4 separate regions of the Homo sapiens genome follow, and regions 1, 2 and 4 are each linked to region 3. The links are chromatin contacts, found by Hi-C or POLR2A ChIA-PET in ENCODE. All regions are on one chromosome and are shown on one strand. Each heading gives the region's core, a stretch centred on a gene start or an enhancer-like site at or near the end of the contact. The rest is flanking DNA. Distances are from core to core; before and after follow the strand shown. Region 1 overlaps ADAP1 (ArfGAP with dual PH domains 1). Region 2 holds the start of ADAP1 (ArfGAP with dual PH domains 1). Region 3 holds the start of PRKAR1B-AS1 (PRKAR1B antisense RNA 1). Region 4 holds the start of LINC03015 (long intergenic non-protein coding RNA 3015).

What was found. Hi-C counts contacts between places; a loop is a spot of excess contacts on that map. ChIA-PET counts read pairs that join two places held with the same protein, here RNA polymerase II (POLR2A). Pooled maps may share reads with other maps.
Region 1: a map with no recorded cell type shows a loop between it and region 3 (6-fold over the local background). The contact joins the enhancer-like site here to the promoter of PRKAR1B-AS1 in region 3. A Hi-C loop is called at or near these places in 3 of 168 maps with a recorded cell type or tissue (naive thymus-derived CD4-positive, alpha-beta T cell and natural killer cell), 11 of 37 single-sample maps with no recorded cell type and 12 of 50 pooled maps. POLR2A ChIA-PET finds 5 or more read pairs at or near these places in 1 of 52 experiments (activated CD4-positive, alpha-beta memory T cell).
Region 2: a loop to region 3 is called in a map of CD14-positive monocyte, with 13 times the contacts of the local background. The contact joins the promoter of ADAP1 here to the promoter of PRKAR1B-AS1 in region 3. A Hi-C loop is called at or near these places in 2 of 168 maps with a recorded cell type or tissue (CD14-positive monocyte and GM12878), 2 of 37 single-sample maps with no recorded cell type and 2 of 50 pooled maps. POLR2A ChIA-PET finds 5 or more read pairs at or near these places in 1 of 52 experiments (Panc1).
Region 4: a map of ascending aorta shows a loop between it and region 3 (4-fold over the local background). The contact joins the promoter of LINC03015 here to the promoter of PRKAR1B-AS1 in region 3. A Hi-C loop is called at or near these places in 2 of 168 maps with a recorded cell type or tissue (ascending aorta and naive thymus-derived CD4-positive, alpha-beta T cell), 14 of 37 single-sample maps with no recorded cell type and 15 of 50 pooled maps. POLR2A ChIA-PET finds 5 or more read pairs at or near these places in 3 of 52 experiments (B cell, activated B cell and naive thymus-derived CD8-positive, alpha-beta T cell).

What each region holds. Positions count from the first base shown.
Region 1 is chr7:935,178-938,079 of GRCh38, reverse strand. ADAP1 (ArfGAP with dual PH domains 1) reads left to right here. Exons shown (of 11, transcript NM_006869.4): 2 at 2,575-2,705. Among named protein-coding and RNA genes, the nearest start is that of ADAP1, 18 kb to the left of the region's middle. RefSeq lists a silencer at 1,076-1,125. Within about 2 kb of position 1,424, at least 4 of the 41 ENCODE cell types and tissues checked have a DNase peak (open chromatin) inside an H3K27ac peak, as active enhancers do.
Region 2 is chr7:953,241-955,940 of GRCh38, reverse strand. ADAP1 (ArfGAP with dual PH domains 1) reads left to right here and starts at 1,261. Exons shown (of 11, transcript NM_006869.4): 1 at 1,261-1,545. The coding sequence starts at 1,464. It overlaps LOC124901569 (a long non-coding RNA gene), which reads right to left and starts at 1,087. Exons shown (of 2, transcript XR_007060178.1): 1 at 677-1,087; 2 at 451-573. RefSeq lists enhancers at 368-977, 2,200-2,700 and silencers at 955-1,054, 910-1,065, 1,085-1,574, 1,865-2,074.
Region 3 is chr7:601,353-604,094 of GRCh38, reverse strand. It overlaps PRKAR1B-AS1 (PRKAR1B antisense RNA 1), which reads right to left and starts at 1,250. Exons shown (of 2, transcript NR_110054.1): 1 at 798-1,250. All of the region lies in intron 6 of PRKAR1B (protein kinase cAMP-dependent type I regulatory subunit beta), which reads left to right. RefSeq lists enhancers at 1-447, 508-557 and silencers at 1,653-1,712, 2,453-2,562.
Region 4 is chr7:148,150-150,849 of GRCh38, reverse strand. It overlaps LINC03015 (long intergenic non-protein coding RNA 3015), which reads left to right and starts at 1,412. Exons shown (of 3, transcript NR_134325.1): 1 at 1,412-1,521; 2 at 2,232-2,318. It overlaps LINC03014 (long intergenic non-protein coding RNA 3014), which reads right to left and starts at 1,132. Exons shown (of 2, transcript NR_108065.1): 1 at 718-1,132. RefSeq lists an enhancer at 1,387-1,681.

The sequences.
Region 1 (2,902 bases), core at 175-2,674, 330 kb before region 3:
TCCTGGTACCCGAGACAGGGTCACTTGGGCAAATGTTTGACTGACTGAGGGGTGAGGAGAAAGCCTGTGGTCTCTCTCGAAGACAGGGGCTCTGCTGAAGTAGGGCTGTTAGTGGCCCCTTCATTCATGACTCCCGTGGAGACCTGCTCCGGACTGAGCTCTGTGCCAGATCCGGGGGTGCTGGGTCTGGGGTCCTCAAGAAGCCCACGTTAATGGGGAGACAGGCTTCATTAATCAGGGAGCCTAACAGCTGTGACAGAAAACCCCCAAATCCCAGAGGCCGGGCATGACCCCCAAATCCCAGATGTGCAGCGTGACCCCCAAATCCCAGAGGCCGGGCATGACCCCCAAATCCCAGAGGTCGGGCATGACCCCCAAATCCCAGAGGCCGGGCATGACCCCCAAATCCCAGAGGCCGGGCATGACCCCCAAATCCCAGAGGTCGGGCGTGACCCCCAAATCCCAGAGGCCGGGCGTGACCCCCAAATCCCAGAGGTCGGGCGTGACCCCCAAATCCCAGAGGCCGGGCGTGACCCCCAAATCCCAGAGGTCGGGCATGACCTCCAAATCCCAGAGGCCGGGCATGACCTCCAAATCCCAGAGGCCGGGCATGACCCCCAAATCCCAAAGGTCGGGCGTGACCCCCAAATCCCAGAGGCCGGGCGTGACCCCCAAATCCCAGAGGTCGGGCGTGACCCCCAAATCCCAGAGGCCCGGCGTGACCCCCAAATCCCAGATGTGCAGCGTGACCCCCAAATCCCAGAGGCCAGGCATGACCCCCAAATCCCAGAGGCCAGGCATGACCCCCAAATCCCAGAGGTCGGGCGTGACCCCCAAATCCCAGAGGCCGGGCGTGACCCCCAAATCCCAGAGGTCGGGCGTGACCCCCAAATCCCAGAGGTCGGGCGTGACCCCCAAATCCCAGAGGCCGGGCGTGACCCCCAAATCCCAGAGGTCGGGCGTGACCCCCAAATCCGAGGCCCGGCGTGACCCCCAAATCCCAGAGGCCGGGCATGACCCCCAAATCCGAGGTTCAGCCTGCTGGTTCTCACGCACCATCCCCGGCCGGGGGCTCACTTGGGTGCCTCTCCTCCTGGCAGTGACTCAGAGCCCAGGCCCAGCCCCAGCCCCACTGGGCCTCCGCCGCCTGGCATGGGAGTCCCCCACCAGCCAGGGGTGGGCCCCGATCAGCGTTGGGAGGGGGGCTATCCTCCGCCAGGCCTGAAGGGTGGGGTCCTCTCCACTCATGATTCCCCAAACAGGCTTGGGTCCACAGCCGCACCTGCTTGTGGGGAAGCGCCTCGATTTCCACCAGCCTCACCCAGGAGAGCCTCCACTTAAAAATAAAAGCAGTTCAGAGATGACTCATCTCCCCCAGAGAGACTGTTCTCTCTAGGGTGCCTTTCAGCCATTCCACTCCCTTGACTTATTGTGAAGGGTCGTTGGGAGCCAGAAGAAAACAGGAGAGTCACACAGCAGCCCTCTTAGCCATCGCCCCAGGGCGGGGCTGGACGCTCCCCACATTTTGCCGTTTCAGAATGAGACATTTCACACGTGCAGCAGCAGAAAGACTGCGCTGTGGCACCCACACCCTGGGCAGTGGCTCACGCCTGTCATCCCAGCACTTTGGGAGGCCGAGCAGGTGGATTACTTGAGGTCAAGAGTTCGAGGCCAGCCTGGCCAACATGATGAAACCCCATCTCCACTAAAAATACAAAAGTTAGCCGGGCATGGTGGTGCGTGCCTCGCTACTCGGGAGGCTAAGGCAGGAGAATCGCTTGAACCCGGGAGGCAGAGGTTGCAGCGAGCCGAGATCGTGCCATCATACTCCAGCCTGGGCAACAGACTATGTCTCAAAAAAAATTCTGCTCCCTCAGCCTCCCAAAGCGCTGGGATTACGGGCCTGAGCCACTGTGTCCAGCTTTGTTGGACCTTTTAAGGCAAACCAGACATCGAGACGTGGAATCCCTAGACAGGCCACATGCAGGGTGAAGCCACAGCGCCGCTGTCACACCTGCAAAGTTAGTGGCCGCCGGGCGCTGTCACCCCACGCAGGGTGCGTCGTCATCCGCGGCTACCATCCGTCCTTCGGGGGTGTGCAGCGCGTTGGGTGTGAGGCACCCCCTGCACTCAGATCCTATCTGAATTTCCCAATCTTGGCCCCATCACCCAGGAGGATTCGGGCCCACAGACTTCTCCCAGGGCAGCGGACACGAGGAAAGCAGGTGGACCCATCCTCACGAGTGCCGGGTGCCCTCCAGCCCGGGGCATGGGCTCCTGTGGGGCCGGCCTCTGCTGGAGGTTCCCGGCACCCGCGGGGCAGAGCAGGTGCATGCAGATCGGCTTCCTCAGATGCCGTGGGGTGTCTGGGGAGAGCCCCGTCTGCACCGGGCAGAGGGCGGGGGGGGAGCTGGGGTTAGGTGCCTGTGGGGCGCACGGAGCCTGGTGTACCCGGGGGTCTCCGCTGAAGCCCCCCCCACTGCATGGCCGGGGGCTCCTGACTCGAGGCTCCGTCCACCCTCCCTCCGGGGTCCCTGGGCTGAGCCTCCGTGAACGTCCGGCTTTCCCTTGCAGATCCCGACTGGGCCTCCTACACTCTGGGCGTCTTCATCTGCCTGAGCTGCTCGGGAATCCACCGGAATATCCCCCAGGTCAGCAAGGTGAAGTCCGTCCGCCTGGACGCCTGGGAGGAGGCCCAAGTGGAGGTACGGAGGGGGAGGGGCGGGGGGACCCGCGCAGTCCCCGGGTGGCCTCAGCCCGGGCCTCTGGAGCCAGAGATGCCGGGCGGCCTGGCTGTGGCCCCTGGAGCCTTGGGCTACTCTGGGGGCCTGGCTGGCTGGACCCGAGGACCCCGCCCCCTCTCCAGCGGCTCCGCCTGTGTGGCTGCTCCACCCACCCCGTG
Region 2 (2,700 bases), core at 12-2,511, 350 kb before region 3:
CCATGATTCTGATGCATTCAAAACGCTCTAAATGCCCCTATGCCAGTGACTGGGTGAACAAGTCATGGTTCAGTTGAACTTTTTTTGAGTTTGTTTGTTTGGTTTTTTTTTTTTTTTTTTTTTTTTGAAACGGAGTTTCACTCTTGTTGCCCAGGCTGGAGTGCAATGGCGCAATCTCGGCTCGCTGCAACCTCTGCCTGCCAGGTTCATGCGATTCTCCTGCCTCAGCCTCCCAAGTAGCTGGGATTGCAGGCATGCGCCACCACGCCTGGCTAATTTCTTTGTATTTAGTAGAGACGGGGTTTCACCATGTTGCCCAGGCTGGTCTCAAACTCCTGAGCTCAAGTGATCCACCCGCCAGGGTCTCCCAAAGTGCTGGGATTACAGCCGTTAGCCAAAACCCTGTCTCGATAAATGAATAAATAAATGAAAGGCTACAGGCCTCAGACGTTCGTTCTGGAAGGTGCTGAGGAATTTGTTAACAGTGGTTGCCTGGAAGGCAGTGGGGAGAGGCTTTCCTTTTTCAGTCTGGTATGTTCCAGTTTGTTTTCAGCCGGGTGTACTGCATTAACCCTGCAAGAAGAAAATGGAAAGAATTTGAAAAGATGCTGGGGTGTGCAGAGGAAGGGCACGCGAGTCTGGGAAGAGGTGACATCAAAACCAGGTTTTTTGTTACCTGTCAGCCCCCATGTGAAGTCCCGGCGGGGCCCCTCAGCCTGCCTGAGTGGGAGGGGTGCCCAGAGGGTCCCATCTGTGGGTGGTGGGCGGCTGGGTGGGTCTCAGGGGGAGGCTCCGTCTGGGCCCTGTGTGGCCTCAGTGCCCTGGGACGCTGGCGTTTGTCACCTGCTGGCCGTCCCTCCCAGGCAGGGATGGTGTGAGCGCCCTGGTCCTGGTCCGTAGCACAGGACACGCACACCTGCCTTCCACGAGCACCCCCATGCCCATGGTCTTGGGGGGCTCGGCAGGTGCCCTCTGCGCCCCCCACAGTAGGTGTGCAGGCTCCGTCCCACCGCGCGCGGCGGCACGAGGGTCCCACCCAGGCCGGCCAGGTTTTGGGGCGGCCTCGCGCCCAGGCAGGTGGGACGCTGCGCGCGGATGGGGGGCGGGCGGCGGGCGATTTCCCAGCGGGTCCCCGGGGCGCGCGGGCTGGGGGCGCCGGAGCGGCCGAGGGAGGAGGCCACACGCTCGCCTGCACCGCTGGGGGCCGCCCGCGGGCCTTGCCGGCCAGAGCGCAGCGTGCGCCCCGGGCCCCGCGCCGGCACTCGCTCAGCGACCGCGGCGGAGACACGAGCGGCGGCGGCGGAGCCCAGAGGGCGGCGGGAATGCGGAACCGGCGCGCGGGCTGAGGCCGCCCGGGATGGCGCAGGGGCGGCGGCGGCGGGCGGCCTGCGCGGGGCCCTAGCGAGCCGGGCTGACGCTCCCGGCCCCGGCCCCGGCATCGGCATCGCGGGCGCATCGCGGCCATGGCCAAGGAGCGGCGCAGGGCGGTCCTGGAGCTGCTGCAGCGGCCGGGGAACGCGCGCTGCGCGGACTGCGGCGCCCCGGGTAGGTGTGGGCCGGGTGGGCGCGGGGCCGGGTGGGTCCGGGGTGGGCGCGGGGTGCCGGGCGGGTCCTGGGTGGGCCCCGGGGACCGGGCGGGGGAGCGCGGACGCCGCGGGGGTGGCGGCGCTGAACACCGGGCCGGATCGGCGCTCGGATGGGGCCCGGGCCCGGCTGCACCTGCGGGGACCCGGACGTCTTCCCGGGCCGGGCGCAGCGGGGGGGCCCCCCCCAGGACCCCCGGAAACCCCCCTGCCGCCGCCTCCCCTCCCCCGCCGGGCTGCGTGTCTGACGGTCACCGCGGACCGCCCGCCGCGTTGCGAAAGCTCGGGCTCCGCACAGAAAGAGGAAATCGGGGCTGGCTGCAGGGAGGGAACGGGCCGCCAGCCGGAGGTCTCTGCTGGGCTGTGGGGTCCGCCGGCTCCGGGGCCACCTCGCGGTGACGTCATGCCTCACGCCCTTCCCGCACCGGGGGTCCCTGGGTGTGAGCGGCGCCCCTGCCCCCGGCTCCCTGCACCTGGCTGCTCCGGGGCGGGCGCCAGGACAGGTGAGGCCTGGGAGAGGTGGGGCCGGACGCAGGTCCTGGTCCACCCGCCGCCCGCCCGTTCGTTCTCCCGGCCGGGCATCCCTGACTCGGTTCCCAGGTCTGTGGGATTTCAAGGCACTGGAGTCCAAAGGCGCGGAGTCCCTCCCTTCCAGGCCACTGGTCCTGTCATTGGCTGTGAACGGGGCCCAGTGCCCAGACCAGCCCTGCCCTGCTCGGGAGCTGTCAGCCCCAGGCCGGCTGCGCTGTGGAGAGAGGGCCCCGCCGGAGCAGTCCCGCCACCCCAGGCACACCAGGAATCTGGGGGCCAATAGTCTAAGCCCCTCGGAACAAACCTAAACTCACCGGCGGTGACTGAGGCCCCCAGGGAGGGAGCGGGGGAAGACCTTGCATTTGCCTCCAAGGCCCTGGTTCAATATGCAGCCTCTGGACACCCCGGAAAAAGGGGTGTCCCTGATTCCCTCTGGGATGGAGGGGTCTCTGCCAGCCCCAGGTCGTGGTGGCTGCTGTCCAGCTGCAGCTTGGCTGGAAAGGCCACATCAGGAGCTGGGGTGTCCCAGAGGGGAGATAGCGACAGGCTTTTCTGGAAAGACAGGCAGGACCCACGGCCTTTCCAT
Region 3 (2,742 bases), core at 1-2,500:
CAGCAGATGGGGCAGGGCTGATCCCAGAGAGACCCTGGCAGCCCAGGCCTGCCCAGTGGTCAGCAGTGCTGAAGGCAGAGCCACCTCTGCGGGAGGTATGGGATGGGCAGCTTCCTGACTGGACCCACCGCTTTATCCCAGCCCCAAATCTCATGCTACTACTTATAGCCCCTCTTCTAGTTCACACTCTGGGTCCTGGTGTCACCGTGTCACCTCCTCCCCCGCCCTGTCCATTCTGGGTCCTGGTGTCACCATGTCACCTCCTCCCCCGCCCTCTCCACTCTGGGTCCTGGTGTCACCTCCTCCCCCATCCCCTCCACTCTGGGTCCTGGTGTCACCTCCTCCCCCACCCTCTCCACTCTGGATCCTGGTGTCACCTCCTCCCCCATCCCCTCCACTCTGGGTCCTGGTGTCACCGTGTCACCTCCTCCCCTGCCCTCTCCACTCTGGGTCCTGGTGTCACCTCCTCCCCCATCACCTCCACTCTGGGTCCTGGAGTCATCATGTCGCCTCCTCCCCTGCCGTCTCCTTCCTGGATGTTTATTGAGTGCCTGCTTTATGCCTGGCACTTGTGACGAGGAGGACCTGGTGCCTGCTCTGGTGTGGGGGAGGTTGTGGCTTAATGGGGGAGAGGGACCAAGAACAGGAAATTAGCCAATGAATGTCCTGACTCTGGTTCTGCCCCTCCTGTCCCCTCTGCTTTCATTCCTGCTCTGCCTCACAAACTCCTACACATCCTACAAGACCCCGCCAGGCCCAGCTCATCTATCTGCGGCTGGGCTTTGATAGATACTGACCTCCGCAGATGACCGAGGACCTGCCTCCCTGCGGTGGGCCTGGGAGCTCCATAGGTCCCCACTGAGGCCTTTCCTCCCCTGTGGAATGCTTCTCCCTCTTCTGTGTCTGCCCATGTCATTCAAATCTTCCAGTTAAATTCCAAAGGCATCTTCAAGGTGCCGGTTTGCATCGGCAGGGCTTGGGGTTGAGGCCACCCCCAGGAATTCTGCTTTCCATGTTCTTTGCTTCTCCTAAATGAACAGATGTGGAAGAGACAAACCCTTTACCCAGAGATCCCTTGTGGAGCCTGAAACCGACATGGGGCTCCCAGGTTATGTTCCCGCCTAACTTGTCGTGTCTCGAGGAGGGTGGTGGACGGGTCAGGATCGCGTGGACTCGGGACTCAGAGGACCCAGGCTGTGTTCTTTGCTGGCCGTGACCTTTGCCCAGGCCCTTGTGTGGCTGAGCCGTGCCATTTCCATATTACTCAGAAAAACGAACAGAGCTCACTGCTGCCGGGAAGACTGAGATAACCCTCCTGGGGTTCTGCTCTTGGCCCCTGGTGTGGAAGCCATTGGCCGCCTGGCAGCTGCCCCGCCCCGTCTCATGTCCCCAACACACGCACCGCAAGAGCCTCGTCCACCCCACAGAGGAAACGCCCACCACCCACGCCCCGGGCTTGTCCTCATCTTCAGCGCGGGTGGCCACCCTCCTGCCCCAGCGCCAGGCCCCAGCCGGCAGCATGCTGAGGACTTCCTGGGAGAGGTGAGGGTGTGAGGGGCCGGCGGCTGGGACTGCTGGAGGGATCAGGTCCCTGTCTTTCCGCCGTTGGCCTCCAGGCTCCCGGGAGCCCCACCTGGGCCAGGACCTCGGCAAAGGGGCCGGGAGGTGTTGCTGCCCCGGCTGACCTTGGCGGGACCTCCTCCTCCTCCTCCTCATCCTCGCAGAATCCCCACCCACCCCTCGACCTCTGGACTCAGTGAGGCATCTCCCTTCCCTCCGTCCTTCCAGCAGGACAGACCCCCCCTCCCCCCGCCGCCGTCTGTAACTCCTTCATACATGACAGGGTGGTGGGAGAGGCCGGTGCCGGAGCCACTTCAAAGCAGGGACCGTTTCCTCCAGCCCTGAGCTCACTGGGTCCCCTCCCAGCCCAGCCCCTGCCCTGGCCCAGTTAGCGTGGGGTCGGGGCTGAAGCCTGAGTGGAGGGGAGACGGTTTTCTCTCAGACACGACGCGTCGTGGCGTCCTGCCTGGCTTCTCGCCAGGCCCGGGGACGTTGGGAGGCAATTTTGAGAAAGGAAAGAGTGAGGTCACCCTCGTGTAACTGGAGTTCCCCAAATATATTGTCCTGGCAAATCCCTCCCCTTCCCCCTCCCCATCCCCCTGCCCGTCCCTGCGCCTCCCCCTGCCCGTCCCTACCCCTCCCCAGCCCCCCCGGGTCAGGCACAAAGGCAGCTTTAAGGCCTCTGCTGGACCCGGCCCTCCAGAGCCAGGATGTCTGAGCCCCGTGGGTGGATGCCCACTTCCTGGCTACAGGCTCACGTGGGATGGCCGGGCCCCCTGCGGGAACCGGCTGTGACTTATGGGGCTGTCCCGTGAGTCCCAGGCGGCTGTGCACGAACACCAAGCACCTCCATCAACTTCAGATTTTCCAGCCAGGGCAGGGGTGGGCGTCAGGGAGTGCCCGGCGGGGCCGGGCGGGGCCGGGCGCAGGAGCTGCCTGCAGGGGCCCTCCTGTGATGTGGGAGGCCCTTCGCATGCAGGGTAAATCCGCAGGGCCCGTGTGGGTGAAGGCCACATTTAAGGGAATCAAAGGATGCTCAGTAAGGAATCTGGAATGAAAAAGTGGCATGTTGGGTAGCCCGGGTGAGTTATGGGCATATGTATTATAATAATTACTGTTATTACAGCACCCGGGGGAACGGCCGCATGGCAGCCCCAGGCAGCCCCATCCAGCTGCTGTGTG
Region 4 (2,700 bases), core at 163-2,662, 450 kb after region 3:
TCAACTCCCACCCTCGGTCTGTGACCACACTGCCTGCCTTTTCAGCAAAAATCCTGTCTATGCAGCTAGAACCCGCCTTGCCCCTGACCCTTCCTCTTAGTAATTTTCTCTCCACTCCCGACCCTACGCCTGGGCTGTCAATTCCCACTTTTTCTATCTGGAGTTGAGCCGGATCTGCCTCCCCTAACCCAACATCTCGCTTTAGCAGCCCCCCCACCTTGAATAAAAGCAGCCTTGCCCTCTTTAACAATTAATAAGCACAGACTGGGACAGGACATCCCCCTCCATCCCAGCGCCCATGCACCCTCAGCCACGGTCCTCAGACCTCAAGAAACCCAGCGGGTGACAAGCTTGGGTGTCAGCGGGGCTGGGATTGCTGCTGGGGGCACAGGAGCTCGGGAGCACTTTGCAGGTGAGCAGGGCCTGGACAGGGGCTTCTCTGCAGCCCACCCCTGGGGAGGACTCCGGGCCCTCGCCCTGGACGGCAGAGCTCGTTTTGCTGTTGCCCTACTGTCTCCGCGACCTTGGGGGTTCACTTAGCACCCCCAGGCCAACACCTGGCCTCTCCATGCACCAACACCTGGCCTCTCCTTCCCTGGCCTGCCGCCCTGCCTGTGTCTGGACTGTGGTTCACCGAGTGTGCACGTGGGCCTCGGAGGCTGCCCTATAGAGCCCAAAGTCCCAGGGAGGAGCAAAGGGGACCAAGTGCACACTCACCCAGCTTCCTCTGCCCGGCAACGTCCCTGCCCCCATCTCCCCTCCACCGCCACCAGGGCCTGCATCCCCATCTGCAAAGGGGACAGGGTGCCCACGCCTTCTGAAGCACGCGCTCTCCAGGCCGCTCTCCGGGCGTCACCCCGCCCTGCTCCCCTCGCCCCTGCACAGCCCGAGTCCAGCCTGGTCGCTGCCATCAGGACGATCAGGACCGACCGCCACCATCAGTGGGGACCGGCCAGGGCGGTTAGGCCCGGTCCGGGGCCCCAGGTCCCGCGTCCCCGCCGAGGCCAGGCAGGGAGGCCTGGCTGCCCCGGGCTTTAGAACCAAAATAAGCCCCGAAATGATTGGCGGCGCCCATGCGCCAGGAGAAAACCTAAAGGACGAACGTTCCCGAGTACATATAAGGACGATTAATATTTATTGCACAACTTTTTTTTTTACTTCCTTGTTAAAGAGGAAAACCTTACGCTAAAAATAAAACGACTAGGAGCCCTTGTGCCTGCGTGGGTGGCGCTCGCGCCTTTAAACCTGAAGCCACAGGGGCTCAGCCCCCCACCCGCGCAGGGCGGCTCCTGCGCATGCGTAAACAGAAGGGGTCGGGGCGCGGCCCAAGACGACGCCAAGGGAGCGGACGGGCGGGGAGGAGGTGGCCTCTGCGCAGGCGCAGAGAGGAGCGAGCGACTCCTGCGCAAGCGCAGAGTGAAGGGCCGGGAACAGTGGAGGGTGCGAGGAAGACAATGGGGGAGGACCCTGAGGCGGCCTCTGTGAGCCGACAGGAACACGTGGTCGATCAGAGAGAGACTCGTAAGTGCACGGAGCTGATGAGGTGACTATGGCGTTGCGCAGGCGTCCTGTAGAGGCGGGTTGTCATCGGCGCAGGCGCGGTGTGGAGGAAGCCCCGGCGCCGGCGCAATGAGGAGGCGGCCGGACTCGGCGCTGGCGCAGTGTGGAGGAGGCTCCGGCGCAGGCGCAGACGCAGGGCGGGCAATGGCCGCCTGGGTCTCTCGGGCAGCCCTGCCCACCTCTCTCGCGTCTCCTGGTCTTGGCCTGCGGCTCTCTTTCTGGCAGGTGCCGCGGCGTCTCCTGCGGGCCTGACCGTGTTCTCCCGCCTAGCCAGGCTCTTCTGCGCTCCTTTTTTGTTGAGATTTTTCCATCCCCTGCACAGGAAGTGTCCTTTAATTACTCCAGTGTTTTTTTAGTTACTTTTTAAGAAACATTTTGGACTTTTCGATACAGAATAGTGTCAAAAAAAAAATTTAACCTTCTTCAGGTTATATTTTAGTGAATGATATTAATATATGTTCCAAAGTTGTATGGGATTTCTAAAATTCTAATTTTTCTGAGTATATGCTACCGATCATAATTATGGTTATGTTGTTGTTATAACCAAATTTCTTTGTCAATTGTGTCTTTTTGAGTATTTAAAGTCATTTCCGCAGTTAATTGCTTCATGCTGATGTAGTTTCTGAAAACTTCACAAGCACACAAAAATCCTAGAACATGGTGTCTTTTAGGAGGTTCGTGAACGGATGGGGAGGACCCTGAAAAGCACTGTGGAATACAGGTTTCTAGTAACTTCAAAATCACATCATTTGGACTGGGTAAGAATTGCTGAAACTTTAATGAAAAGACTGACTGGCTTATAAAACTGCTAACCCAAATAGAATAAAAATTAATTGAATACCGAGGAAATGCTTCACCAGGTTTGCATACTTAATCAGCCTATACTGAAATTGTTTAGATATACAATTTGAATGAACTCCATGGTCTAAGTCAAATTACCTGTGATAACCCATCAGTTATCCATGCTATGTGCCCAATTTGGAGAAACAACTGGCACCCAAGAGGACATAAGTCCGATGTTAAGCATGGACTCATGGAGAACCAAGATGGCTGCCTTGTCCTTCGTGAGTCCTTAAAGCTTTTGTTATTAAAAGTTATGCATTCCATGACTCATCCTGGAAAAGATAAAATGATCCAAAT